2 separate regions of the Homo sapiens genome follow, and region 2 is linked to region 1. Evidence: read pairs that join two places in POLR2A ChIA-PET (ENCODE). Cell type or tissue: CD4-positive, alpha-beta T cell. All regions are shown on one strand. Each heading gives the region's core, and the rest is flanking DNA. Links, peaks and the distances in the headings are about the cores only.

Evidence for each region. ChIA-PET counts read pairs that join two places held together with the same protein. Peaks named below come from ENCODE experiments on the same cell type or tissue, not always from the same donor. Only the 100,000 strongest peaks of a DNase experiment are listed, where the experiment ranks them.
Region 2: POLR2A ChIA-PET joins it to region 1 with 5 read pairs; 2 of 35 experiments call an interaction of 5 or more read pairs at or near these places.

Annotation. Positions count from the first base shown.
Region 1 is chr17:82,300,330-82,307,144 of GRCh38, forward strand. No RefSeq gene overlaps it. Among named protein-coding and RNA genes, the nearest start is that of LINC01970, 11 kb to the left of the region's middle. RefSeq lists enhancers at 409-478, 679-758, 769-818, 1,849-1,968, 3,056-3,556 and 2 more. In CD4-positive, alpha-beta T cell, for the core only: no CTCF peak of the experiment used is centred there; DNase peaks (open chromatin) are centred at 2,032, 2,542 and 3,252; H3K4me3 peaks cover 1,872 bases; H3K27ac peaks cover 1,398 bases.
Region 2 is chr17:82,180,771-82,187,585 of GRCh38, forward strand. It overlaps CCDC57 (coiled-coil domain containing 57), which reads right to left. Exons shown (of 19, transcript NM_001394669.1): 8 at 3,004-3,162. Among named protein-coding and RNA genes, the nearest start is that of CCDC57, 29 kb to the right of the region's middle. RefSeq lists an enhancer at 1-845. In CD4-positive, alpha-beta T cell, for the core only: no CTCF peak of the experiment used is centred there; no DNase peak of the experiment used is centred there.

The DNA of each region.
Region 1 (6,815 bases), core at 1,860-4,359:
AGCCCTGCTGCTCCCAACAAACCCCAGCTCTCAGGCTGGCTCTTAAAGTCCCATACTCTGGGCCGGGTACGGTGGCTCACACCTGTAATCCCACTTTGGGAGGCCGAGGCAGGCGGACCACGAGGTCAGATCAAGACCATCCTGGCCGACGTGGTGAAACCCTGTCTCTACTAAAAATACAAAATGTAGCTGGGTGTGGTGGCGCGTGCCTGTAATCCCAGCTACTCGGAAGGCTGAGGCAGGAGACTCGCTTGAACCAGGGAGTCAGAGGTTTCAGTGAGCTGAGATCATGCCATTGCAGTCCAGCCTGGCGACAGAGCGAGACTCCATCTCAAAAAAAAAACAAATCCCATACTCTGGGCTTCCTAACCCTGGACTCTCCCCAAAGCATGCAGAACGTGTGGGATGTACATTTCTCTGTGAGAGGGCGACAGCCCTGGGGGGACCTTCCCATTGGTCCATGACTGCCCAGCCGACTGGGAATTCACCTTGAGGTGCCCTGGCGGGGAGGGGGGCTCCATCTCTTGTCAAAAGTCTCTGCTACCTCTGGGCCTCAGTTTCCCCACCTGTTAGCCCAACTCCCTTCCAGGCCAGGAAGCGCTGGCAGGCGGTCTCCCACCCACGCCCCGTCCCGCCACCAGAGGGCAGGCAGTCCTTCTCGGCTGGGGCCAGCCCGGCGCAGCTGGCATTTCTCCTGCAGGATGCCATGGCCCACCGAGCTGGGAGGCCACATGCTGGAGCCGCCTGCGGGCAGTAGAGGCCTCAGAGGCAGGCCCAACCCGGGTCAGGGCAGGCCGGGGCTGGCCCAGAAGATTTCAGCAGAGAGGAGGGGTTCCAGATGGGCCTCGGGGGAGGTGTGCAGGGCGTGTGTGAAGAAAGCTGCCCCCTGGGACTCTCTCTTGCCCCCGGACGTGGAGAAGCCTCAGGCCCCACAAACCCAGATGTACCCAGAAAGGAGGTCCGGGTGGCACTGAGGTGCCAGGCTGATGGGGGAGGTCCGGGTGGCACTGAGGTGCCAGGCTGATGGGCCGAGGTGGGGAAAGGGCCAGGAGGGGTGAGCTGGGCAGGAGGGGGACCACTGAAGTGCATCCCTGGGGACCCCAGGCCACAGTGCCCTGGATGGCTGGGTGGGCAGTCGGGTTCAGCCCAGACACCAGGGAGCAGGGCCGGAGGGCACAGCAGCGCAGGCTGAGCTGAGGGCTCTCCCTGGGAGGAGGGAGAAGGTGACGCGGGCTTTCTCATCAGGGTGTTGAGGGCAGGGGCAGGGGTGGCTCATGATGGTGGGAAAGGGGCAGGGGCCTTGGAGCCCTGGGTTGGTGTGGAGAGAGGGCCCAGGCAGGGGTCCCAGCGTGCTTGAAAGCCAGCCCTGGGGTGCACACAATGTCCTTCCTGGCAGCTATGGGGACAATGTGACTGGCCACTTCGTCCGTCTTAAGGCCCCCCACTGTGCTGTCTCAAGGCCCCCCGCATGGAGTTTGGTGACCAGGACCAGGGGGTGCATGTCCTTGCTGGGGCCCCAGAGCTGGTCCCGGAGATGGCAGGAGTGCAGGGGCTTCTGGGGTGGACCCCTGCTCTCTGGCCCATGGTCCCCTAGCCCGGCAAGTGACAGCCCTCAGCAGGGAGGTTGGGGCCCACGGAGCTGGGAGAGCAGCAGGGGGCCTGTGCAGACTAGCCCGGTCCCCAGCCACCACCCCCAGGTGTGGGAAAGGCAGGCGCCTGGGGGATCTGAGGTTTCGGTCCTGCCCCGCTGAGGGTGTGGGAGGAACGGTAGAGGACTCTGAGGGTCAAGGCGGTCTCTCCTGGGAGTGCCAGGGAGGGCCTGTATCCTCTCACATCTGGGTGAGAAGGGGGCTACCCCACACGCCCTGTACTCCCTTTGCAGTCCTCTGTCTCCCCCACAGGGACCCCAGTTTCTGGGCCCCCCCTCACTGCTCTTCCTGGACCCCTCTTGTCTTCAAGGAGGGGTTGGGTGGGGCTGGCTCGCTGGGAAGCTAAGCAGCAGCTGGCACTGGGCCTCCGCTGCAGGTAGGAAGTGGTGTCTGCGCTGGTGGGAACGCGGTTTACCCGCCCACACAGGCTGCTCGGCCCTTTCTCCGAGTGTGAGGTGTGCTTGGGGAGGCCGGCGGCCGAGTGGCCAGGCCCAAGGCCTTAAAGAGAAGTGGGTCTCTTCGGCTTCCCAGGCTGGGACTTTGAAGACCAGAAAACGTGAAATTAGGACCCGCCACAAGGAGAGGGAGTTGGAAAAGCCCAGGTCCCTTTGCAGATCACCCCCTTGTACTGAGGTTTCTGAAGCTCGGGGTGAGGGCGGATGCAGGGAGCGGGGCAGCCTGGTCCCAGAGCCCGGGGTCTCAGCCAGGCAGGATCGGCAGTGACCATCTCCTGGTGCCGCCCCGGGACCTGGCTGCCAGCTGCTGCTCCTGGGAGGGAGACTGGGGAGGGTGAGGGGATGCAGCCCCCGACCTGAGCAAAACCACTTCCATGGGGCTTGGGGCCCCTCCCCAGAGAAGCCCTCTTCCAAGTCACCACCAGCGTACGGACCCAGGAGGCCTGAGGCAGGCGGGGCGTCCTCCGTCTGGGTGACCCTCTCCCGGCCTGCATTATGGGGCTGGGAGCGGCTGGGCCCAAAGCTGAAGGCGGTCTTTCGGGTGCTGAGCCTTTAGCAGGGCTGGGAAGTTCCATCCTTCATGACAGAGGCCGTCAGGGGCTGCTGGGGTAGAAACCCAGGCAGGGGTCTTATTAGGACAGGCAGTCCTGTCATGGATGGAGGAGTCCCAGGTAGCTAGGGCGCCTGCTGGAGGCCCCAGGCCAGGGGTGGGCGGTGGTTTGGAGCCCTGCTCCGGGGGTGAATTCTGTGGCAGAAGAGAGACAGAGGCAGGATGCCGCCTCCGCGACCACTGTGAGAATCAGGGAGCTCAGCCCCCAGCGGTCAGCCCCGGCCCGAGTCTCAGCTTGAGCTTGCTGAGCAGCTGGGGGCGTGGGTCTGGCCGGCTCCGCACCTCTACACCGCGGCTTTCCCTCCATGGCCACGGATGGCCAGGCACTCCAGCCTTGGAGCCAGGCCTTCTGCTCCAGCCTCTGGGAGCCATTTCCCAAATCCCACAGCAGCCCCCAGTCTGTGGGTAAGGAAGGAAAGGGGCAGCTGTGTGGCCAGCACCCACAGCGTCCTCACCCTCCCCCGGTTTCTGGCATCTTCCTCCGTGGTCTAGGGCGGACTTTGATCTTCAACTCAGGAAGCACCAAGAGTTCGTGCACAGGACGGCGCAGGCTGTTGCCCCAGAAGCTAGGGGAGGGGTACCCACTGTGTGGTCTCACGGTGTGGAGCACCTGGGGTAGGCAGGCTGAGCGTGGGAACGGCCCTGGCCATTTGCGGTGGCCCTGGCCTCTGGTGCCTGTGTCCCTGTGTCGGGGGGCACCGCGTCCTGTGGGTCTTTGCACCGCACTGAGCCCCTCCTCCACCCTGCACAGCTTCTGAAGAGCTCATCCAGCTGTGGCCACAGGCCCTGGTGGCGACTCCCCACTTCTGTGGGGCAGGGGAGGTTGAGGTCTCTCCGGAGGGGACCTCTCCTTCTCCATCATTGTTACCTGGGGCAGGCGAGTGCCCTTCAGACCTCGCTGTCCTGACCGGGGCCACCTCCTCCTGGCTCAGGCTTGGTTTTATTCAAGGAGAGGCTGGGTCTCCCTGGCTCCCTGTGAGCCCAAGAAGATTAAATGCATTAAACAATGGGGTGAAGCTGATGGCTTGAACCTGAGGGAGAGGCGGATGTGCTCGGGGGGCACCTGAGGAGCCCCAGGCCCAGGGGTGTCTCCAAGCAGGCCAGCCACCTGCCACAGCCTGGAGACCGGGAGGCTCGAGGGTCCCGGAGGCTGCCCACCGGATGCAGGGCAGCTTGAGAGTCTCAGCGGGACAGCAGCTCCCGGCCCGGCGGCCGCCCATCAGTCAGCCCACCCCACTGTCCTTCACCACTCCAGCAAGTGGAGGGGCTGAGGGGGCCCCTGGGGCTGGGGGTGGGAAGGAGAAGGAGCCCTGGGGGAGAGGGGCTTGTCGGGCGAGAGAAGGGGAGGGGAGTGGAGGGGAGGCGAGGAAGGGAGGAGAGAGGAGCAGATGCGACCTGGCCCTGTCACGGGGAGGCTAGGGCCCCTCTACAAGGCTCCCGCCCTTCTTCCAGCTGCCCTCTGAGGCCCTCTGGCCTCTGAGCACCAAGAGCCCCAGGCTCCCCGCCTCCAGGCTGCTGGGTTCTGGCCGACCCACCCTGGTGGGAGCCGACTCATGTTCTCCCTGCTGACTCTGCGAGCCTGGAGGTGGCCCGGCCCCATCCATCCCCTCCCCTCCCCCTGCTCCCCACCCCTCCGCTCCTTGCCCCCTTATCTCCTTCCCTCTCCCTCCTCCCTTCCTCTCTTCCCCATGTCCAACGCCAGCTCCCGGGCCCCACTCCAGCTGCCCAGGCCACAGTGATTCCCTGTCCTGTCTTCTGAGGCCATTTTCCCAACAGCATTGGCTGAGGCAGGAGGATCACTTGAGCCCAGGAGGTGGAGGCTGCAGTGAGCTGTGATCGCGCCACTGCGCTCCAGCCCAGGCAACAGAAAGAGACCCTGTCTCAAAAAAAAAAAAAAAAGAAAAGAAAAAGAAAAAGAAAAAGTTGACTGAGTGTAAAAGTCACTTATTCTGAGGAACAAGAACCTACTCCTGGCTCCAGCTTTGCTCCTAACCTGGCATTTGGTTTTGAGGATGTTACTCAGGCCCGGAGCTCCCATTGCCACTCAACTGGGCATCCTCGTGCCTGGGGAGGCCCAGCACTGGCTCTAGGGAAAACGGGACATGTGGAAGGCTGGGGGCTGGAAATTCCTGCCATGGGGCTCGGGGGTGGTCTCAGTCCTGCCCCTGAGTTCCCGGTCGACCCTTGGAGAAGCTGCGGCAGATGGGATCTCTGACATGGGATCCGTGCTGGCGCCCTCCCTCCTGCAACACAGAACTAACAACCCCACCTTCAGGGCCTTTGATGCTGCGCACACACCACCGGCTCCGCGAGGCAGCCTGTCTGGCTGGACCTCGCTGAGGCCTGTTCACCCTGAAGCACCTGACCACAGACCTCAGCCCTCTTAAGGCCCTGGAGGGGGCCTGGCAATGTCCTCACCCGGCTGGGGTTGTATACAATTTGCTCAAGCTGTTTTGACAGCAGTTGGTCCAGACTGCCGTCTCCTCTGGCATCAGGTGCCCGGAGCAGTTCTGGGGCCCAGCTGAGGGACACTGAGCTGGGGTGTTTAGCTGGGCTTAGCTTAGTGGGGTATGTTGATGGCTGTGCAGTTGCTCCGAGACTGAGGATGTTGTTTCCAGCTGTCTGAGAGAGGGATGTTGCCCTGGATTGAATGGTGTCCCCTGAAATCCGTGTCCGCCTGGAACCTCTGAACAGGGCCTTATTTGGAGACAGGGTCTTGGCAGATGTCATCCAGTTGAGGTTACTGGATGGCCCTGAATCCCACGCGGCTGGTGTCCTGATGTGAAGAGAGAAACCACAGGCCTGGGAGAAGGCCACGTGACGATGGAGGCAGAGACTGGAGCGGCGCAGGCACAAGCCGGGAACGCCAGGGCCGCCGGCAGCCCCAGGAGCTGGGAGAGGCCTGGAGCCCGTTCTCCCTCAGAGCCTCTGGAGGGAAACAAATGATGTCACGACACTGTGGCCACCTGAAGAGGCGGCCAGAGAGCAGGCAGCAAGACGAAGCAGCAAAAATACAAGTGATCCACTCTGCTGAGTGACTGCTCCCCCCGACCCTCTGCGCTGCCCTGCATGCGGGCTTCCGTTACCACACCGTGTGTGAGCCCCCAGAGGCAGCTTCCTGCCTGTCTGTGTGGTCAAGTATGGTTATCTTTGGGTGTGGAGGAATTAAGAATTTTTATTCTCTTTTTCTTCTTTTTTTTTTTGAGACAGGGCCTTGCTCTGTCACCCAGGCTGGAGTGCAGTGGCACAATCTCGGCTCACTGCAACTTCAAACCCTGGGCTCAAGATATCCCCCTGCCTCAGCCTCCCGAGTAGCTGGGATTACAGGCACTCGTCACCACGCCCAGTTAATTTTTGTATTTTTTGTAGAGACTGGGTTTCGCCATGTTGCCCAGGCTGGTCTGGAGCTCCTGGGCTCAAGTGATCCACTCACCCCGGCCTCCCAAAGTGCTGAGATGACAGGCGTGAGCCACCGCGCCCGGCCTCGTTCTCATTTTCTTGCTTAGTTCCTGATGACAGTAAATGAGCATTTAAACAAGGTTTCATGTACACTGATGCTAGTGTCTGTTTTCTGTTTCACAAGCGTAGAGGTCCATGTTAACTAATTCATGACTTAGATCTGAAGGAGCACATTAAAAGCTTGGGCTTAAATGGGTGATGTATCTGGTTTTCTCTGTGGCTATATCATTCCTGGTTTGCATGTTTTGTCTTTATTTTTAGTTTCACCTGTGTTCATACTGGTTATATCTTATTCTATTGTTCCATTTTGTCAGAACATAAGATTGATGACTTTTGTTTTCTTCTGGTTCCTATCTGCCTCATAAGTTTTCTATCCTTTTATTTCCAACCTATTGGTGTCCTTTTGTTTAAAGTGTGTTTACAGGTGTGGTGGCTCATGTTTGTAATCATTGCACTTTGGGAGGCTGAGATGGGAGGGTCACTTGAGGCCAGGAGTTTGAGATCAGCCTGGGCAACACAGTGAGACCCGTCTCTACAAATAATTCAGAATAATTAACTGGGTGTGGTGGTGCACACCTGTAGTCTCAGCTACTCAAGAGGCTAAGGGAGGAGGATTGCGTAAGCCTGAGAGGTGGAGGCTGC
Region 2 (6,815 bases), core at 2,875-5,374, 120 kb before region 1:
AGCCCCACAGATACATTTTTAAATCCCTGTAACTGCAAAAATAAATAAATCTTTAACACAACACAGCAGCTGTCACCATGCCTATCTTCCCACTTTAAACAACTGGGACACTGGGCAGTAAATGGGGCACGGCTTTCACAGAGCGAACGATGAACACACGAGCGGTGCGGGGCTGAGGCCCCTCAGAGAAGGTCCTCGCGAGATGGGCCCACTCGCCGCCCGGCTTCTCTCCACAGGCCATTCCGGATCCCCGCAGGGACGGCAAACCACGCAGAGCACGGTGGTCTTGCTGTGACGAGGAGATGAAGGTTGGAGTTTGGAGAAGCTGAAGTGGCTGAAATGGGCTTTATGAGGCAGAGGGGCAGAGAGGAGGGGAACCTGGGATCTGTGCAGGGATCCCCTAGAAGCTGTGGCTGACAGCCACATGCAAATACACAGGAGAAGCCAACACCGGCTGGGCCAAGAGCAACTCGTGGGAACGAAGCAGCCAGCACGGGGCTCCACGTGCGCTGATTCCCAGAGCTCGTCAGGGCGGCCGGCGGAGCATCCTTGGAGCTCTCGCTCCAGGGCACGCAGTGGGGTCTGGGAGTCATAGTGCTGAGTCAGCCCTGGTGAAAAGGCTTCTCTAGACCTGCCCCACCTGCCCTCGCACTGATTTTAAACAAGTCTCAAATGGGTCAAGCTGCCATGTAAATACTTAACTGCAGCCAAACAAAAAACAGCACAGCCAAAACCAGATGCTCGCCAACATCATATTCACCATGTCTGACATCCAGTGAAAACTTACCAGATGGGCAAGGAAGTAGAAAAAAATGTAGCTCTCTCCAGTAGAAAAATCAGCCCATAGAAACAGACTCAGAAATAAAGATATGATGGAATTAGCAGATAAATACATTTAAGCAGCTATTACAAATAAGTTCAGAGATTTAAAGGCAACCGTGCACATAATGAGGAGAGAAATTAAATGTATAAAAAAGTCTAAATATTGTAATATGTGCTGTTTTCTTTCAGTGAATGGAAGAGTTTAACGAAGAAGGAACATTGGAATCAAGAGTTGAGAACATAAGCCAGGCGGGGTGGCTCACGCCTGTCATCCCAGCACTTTGGGAGGCCAAGGCAGGTGGATCACCTGAAGTCAGGAGTTCAAGACCAGCCTGGCCAACATGGTGAAACCCTGTCTCTACTAAAAATACAAAAATTAGCCAGGCGTGGTGGCGCATGCCTGTAATCCCAGCTACTCTAGAGGCTGACACAGGAGAACTGCTTGTACCCAGGAGGTGGAGGTTGTAGTGAGCTGAGATTGCGCCACTGCACTCCAGCCTGGGTGACAGAGTGAGACTCCATCTCAAAAAAAAAAGAAAAAAAGTTGAGAACATTATCACAGCATGTTTTTTTTCTTCTGCATTAGTTCATATTATGAGGGTTTTCTACATACACAAGTAATAGGTAAATCTAAATGTGCTTTCTTGAAGATACATGATGTTTTATTTCAGTCAATGGAAGTATTTAACAAAAAAAAAAAAGAATGCTGGAAGGAAGAGCTAAGAACGTTATTACAACATGTTTCTTTCAGCATTGGTACTTTTCCTTTTTTTTTTTTTGAGACCCAGTCTCGCTCTGTTGCCCAGGCTGAAGTGCAGTAGCACCATCTCGGCTCACTGCAGCCTCCGCCTCCTGGGTTCAAGTGATTCTCCTGCCTCAGCCCCCCGAGTAGCTGGGATTACAGGCGTGTGACACCACACCGGGATAATTTTTGTATTTTTAGTAGAGATGGGGTTTTACCATGTTGTCCAGGCTGGTCTCAAACTCCTGACCTCAGGTGATCTGCCAGCCTTGGCCTCCCAAAGTGCTGGGATTATAGATGTGAGCCACCGCGCCCGGCCCACCAAACATTTATTTATATTTTATTTTTTATTTGTTTATTCATTTTTTTGAGACAGAATCTCACTCTGCTGCCCAGGCTGGAATGCAGTGGCACGATCTGGGCTCACCAAAACCTCCGCCTCCTGGGTTCAAGTGATTCTCCCACCTCAGCCTCTGGAGTATCTGGGACTACAGGCGTGAGCCACCATGCCTGGCTAATTTTTGTATTTTTAGTAGAGACGGGGTTTTACCATGTTGGCCAGGCTGGTCTCGAACTCCTGACCTCAAGTGATCTGACAGCCTTGGCCTCCCAAAGTGCTGGGATGACAGGCGTGAGCCATCACACCCGGCCCACCAAACACTTTTAAACCATCAGAACTCACTTACTATCATAAGCACAGCATCGGGGAAACCGCCCCCATGAGCCAATCACCTCCCATCAGGGTCCTCCCTTGACACATGGGGATTACAATTTGAGATTAGATTTGGGGGGGGACATAGAGCCAAATGATATCATACAGCATACACATTCATCAAAATTCATCAAGTGTAGAGTTAAAATGGATGAGTTTAGCATATGTATTCTGTAATAAAGTTGACTTGAATGTGTATGGGAAATAGAATGCTATCTTTGTTCAAGGAAGTGTTCGCCCCAACGGATAAGAAACACATGAGGACATGAACAATCAGACAAGACAGACGAGGAGATTCTTTGTTTTTGTTTTCCTTTTTGCAGAGATGGGGTCTCACTATGTTAACCAGGCTGGTCTCCAACTCCTGGGTTCCAGCAATCCTCCTGCTTCTGCCTCCCTAAGTGCTGGGATTATAGGTGTGAGCCACCACGCTTGGCAAGAGGAGATTCTTAGTGCAGAATCAAGCAGGAGCACCTTTATGGCTCTTATTACAGACTGAGAAACACCATCCTCTGGCCATGCTCCCTCCAGCAGGCGGCCCCTTCTGCATGTCTTCCCACACCACCCCTGCGTGACCAGACATTCTATCTGTCTTGTTCACTGTCTTTCTCCCCCAAGAAAATGTGAGGCCAGGGACTCAATCTGTTCAGTTTTGAATCCTTAGTACCTACAACAGCACCTGCCCATAGGAGACCCTCAATGGAAACATCTGCCTGGGGACAGTTACCTTTCAATGTCCTGCTGGGATCGGGCCACCTGTGCCTTGAGCTTCACCTCTTCTTCCTGCAGCGTCTGAATCTGAAGGTCTCTGGAGACCATCTCCTTAGATAGTTGAGCAATTTGAGCATCCCAGGCAGATTTTACAGTTGATGCATCTTCACGAAGTCTAAACATAGAAGGGAAACTATGTAGATGTGGTTCTCACTCACTAAAGTTGTCTCTTACACAGCACCCCCCAGCAAATACACATGCGCGCGCGCGCGCGCACACACACACACACACACACACACACACACACACACACACACACACACACAGCTCTCGAGCTGAAACTTCCTGGCCTAGATGATGAAGATGGTTCCGCACAGGAAGAATTAAGCATCCGTCCACCCAACTACCTCCATGCATGCATGCATCCCACCAACCCAGATTCCAGCTAAGCTCCTGCAGCACACCAGGCCATGTGCCAGGTTCTTGGTGGGCGGAAGGTGAGGCATGACATGCCTCCCATGCCCACAGAGCCCACAGTCATGAGGTAGCAACACCTCTGACCAAGTCACCCTCATGTCCTCGCCATGCCTAGCACAGCACCCCACGTGCAGAGACATTCAGCACATTTTCAAGTTGCATGGTAAAATAAGGTTCTACAGAACCCACTAAATAACCTTAACAGCAGGATGCCTCTGGGAGAATTACCCAAAATGGAATAAATTTCCCAAGAAAATGTTCGGGACAATATCTAGAGCTGTTAACTCAGGTAGCCACAGTACTAACCTAGGCAAGATGATACCTGCCCACTTGCATGGGCGTAGCCCTGTTTCCCTAAGAGATGGGAAGACGGCCCACAAGAGCAACTGTAGCATCACACACGACAGACCTTCAGATGCTCCTGTGCTGATGAACTTCCAACTGACAGTGAGAAGCAGAGGGTGAGCTGGCTGCCCCCACAGAGGCCACCCCTTGTCACGAGGGGTTAAACCTAGCATGAGTGGTGCACTCAAGCCTGGTATTATATAGAATGGAAAAAAAGCCACCCTGCCAACAGTTTTGGACACATATTTTAGGACAGCTGAAAAGAGACACCATCAAAGGCATCAACGTTTCCAGCCATCTCTGGCAATGTGGGCTGACACAGAATGTGTGTTTGGACTCCTTCCACGCTTTGCGTGGGTACTGAAGAAACAGACTCACCAACGGCCTCTGGTGCTCTGGGAAGCAGCTTTATCCCTGGACCATGAGCCACCTAATTATGAGGGCCAGCCCCACTCCCAGCATCAGGATGGTGATGTGACTCTGCCTGGGGCCTCCTGGACAGTCTCCCCTGATGCACAGTCTCAGGTGTAGATCAATGGGCACGGCTGCTGAGCCCTCACTGCAGGGACAGAGGACACCACGGCCACGAGCGGGAGTGCACTGCTCACCACAAGAGCGTAAATGCTTTTTGTGAGAAGCCAAGGTGGAAGGATCACCTGAGCCCAGGAGGTCGAGGCTCCAGTGAGCCATGATCGCACTGCTGCTTTCCAGTCTTCTCTTTCTTCTGCGTAATGGGATGGTTAAAATAAAAAAGAAGGCTGGGCATGGTGGCTCATGCCTGTAATGCCAGCACTTTGGGAGGCCGAGGCAGGCAGACTGCTTGAGGTCCCAGAGCTCGAAACCAGCCTGGGCAACATGACTAAACCCTGTCTCTACTCAAAATACAAAAATTAGCCGGGTGTGGTGGCACGCACCTGTAGTCCCAGCTACCTGGGAGGCTGAGGGGGGTGGATCACCTGAGCCCAGGAGGTGTAGGCTGCAGTGAACCGAGATCACGCCACTGCACTCCAGCCTGGGTGACAGAGTGAGACCTTGTCACAAAAAAAAAAAGGAAGAAAAAAATGCTTTCCTGTTAATCCTACAGGTTTTCTCTGTAGTTCCAAACTCCAAACCAGCACAAAACTGCTGAAAAACCTATTAAGAACTACAAAGCTGGCCAGGCACGGTGGCTCATGCCTATAATCCCAGCACTTTGGGAGGCTGAGATGGGAGGATCACTTAAGTCCAGGAGTTTGAGACCATCCTGGGCAACATGGGGAGACCCCATCTCTACTTCATTTTAAGAAAGAAAAAAAGGAACTGAAATAAATATGGCTGTCACTTATTTCTATTTTTTTAGTTAAAAAATTATTTTTTTAGAGACAGAGTCTTGCTCTGCCTCCTGAGTAGCTAGGACTATAGGTGAGCACCACCGTACCTGTCTAACTTTTCTTTGGGTAGACATAGGGTCTTGTTTCGTTGCCCAGGCTCAAGTGATCCTCCTGCCTCAGCCTCCCAAAGTGCTGGGATTAGAGGTGTGAGCCACTGTGCCTAGCCGAGGTCATCATTTAATGCCAGCTCATACTTGGGATCATGGGATCCGAATGATAGCTGAACTCCCCAGAAGTAAAAGAGGAAAGATACAAGCTTTAGAATGTAGAAGTCTGTTTCTTACTACCAAAATAATACTGCATATGTGTAGTAATAATTCTCAATGAGCAAAGAGTATTTACGGACAGAAAACGAAAAGACATTCAAGAACAACATTTAGCTTAAGACTGCAACGGGGGGCCAAGGTTAGGCGCACAGGAGTGGTGACGCCCAGTCACCTCGGCCGCACTACATGGAAAATGGAAGCACCTGCGGCCCCTCTCACCCCGTATACCGACCACAGAGGTCGCCCCGCACACCGACCGCAGAGGCTTTAGGTGCCTCCCATGCATGGCGTCTTCAACCACTCTGCTTGAATCTGACTGATCAAACAACAACACAGCATGCTGAATCTAGAGAAACTATCCTGAATAAGCCCTTAACTTCCTGGTACTGTGTAGTTCTAAGAGCCATTTCCCCCTTAAACAGAAATACAATTTGTCAGAGAATTCTCTATCGGTGGTGGCTCATGCCTATAATCCCAGCACTTTGGGAGGTCAGTGTGGGAGGATCACTTGGGTCCAGGAGTTGGAAACCAGTTTAGGCAACATGGAGAAACCTCGTTTCTACAAAAAATACAAAAATTAGCTGAGCATGGTGGTGCACACCTGTGGTTCCAGCTACTGCGGAGGCTGAGGCGGGAGGATCACTTGAGCCCATGAGGTCAAGGCTACAGCAAGCCGTGATCGCACCACTGCACTCCAGCCTAGACAACAGAGTAAGACCCTGTCTCAAAAAAAGAAAAAGAGGCCGGGGGCGGTGGCTCACACCTGTAATCCCAGCACTTTGGGAGGCCGAGGCAGGGGGATCACAAAGTCAGGAGATGGAGACCATCTTGGCCAATGTGGTGAAACCCCGTCTCTACTAAAATACAAAAAATTAGCCGGGCATAGTGGTATATGCCCGTAATGCCAGCTACTTGGGAGGCTGAGGCAGGAGAATCGCTTGAACCCGGGAAGTGGAGGTTGCGGTGAGCTAAGATTGCACCACTGCACTCCAGCCTCGGTAACAGAGCCAGACTCCATCTCAAAAAAAAAAAAAAAAAAAGTCAAGATGAAAGAAAAGAAAAAGAAGAAATAAAGGAGGAAAATGGTTACAATAGTAAATTTTATGTTATGTGTATTTTACCACAATTTAAAAATTCAGAGAAAAGGAAAAAATTCTGACACATGTTAAAATGTGGACAAACTTTGAGGACATTATGCCAAGTGAAATAAGAGAGTCCCAAATGGACAAATACTGCATGATTCCAACTTACAGGAGGTCCCCAGCCCGGTCGCATCCATAGAATCAGCAAGTAGAATGGAGGTGGCCGGGGCTGGTGGGGCTCGGGGGGAGCTGGCAGGGGTCGGGGGGGCACTGGCGGGGGTCGGGGGG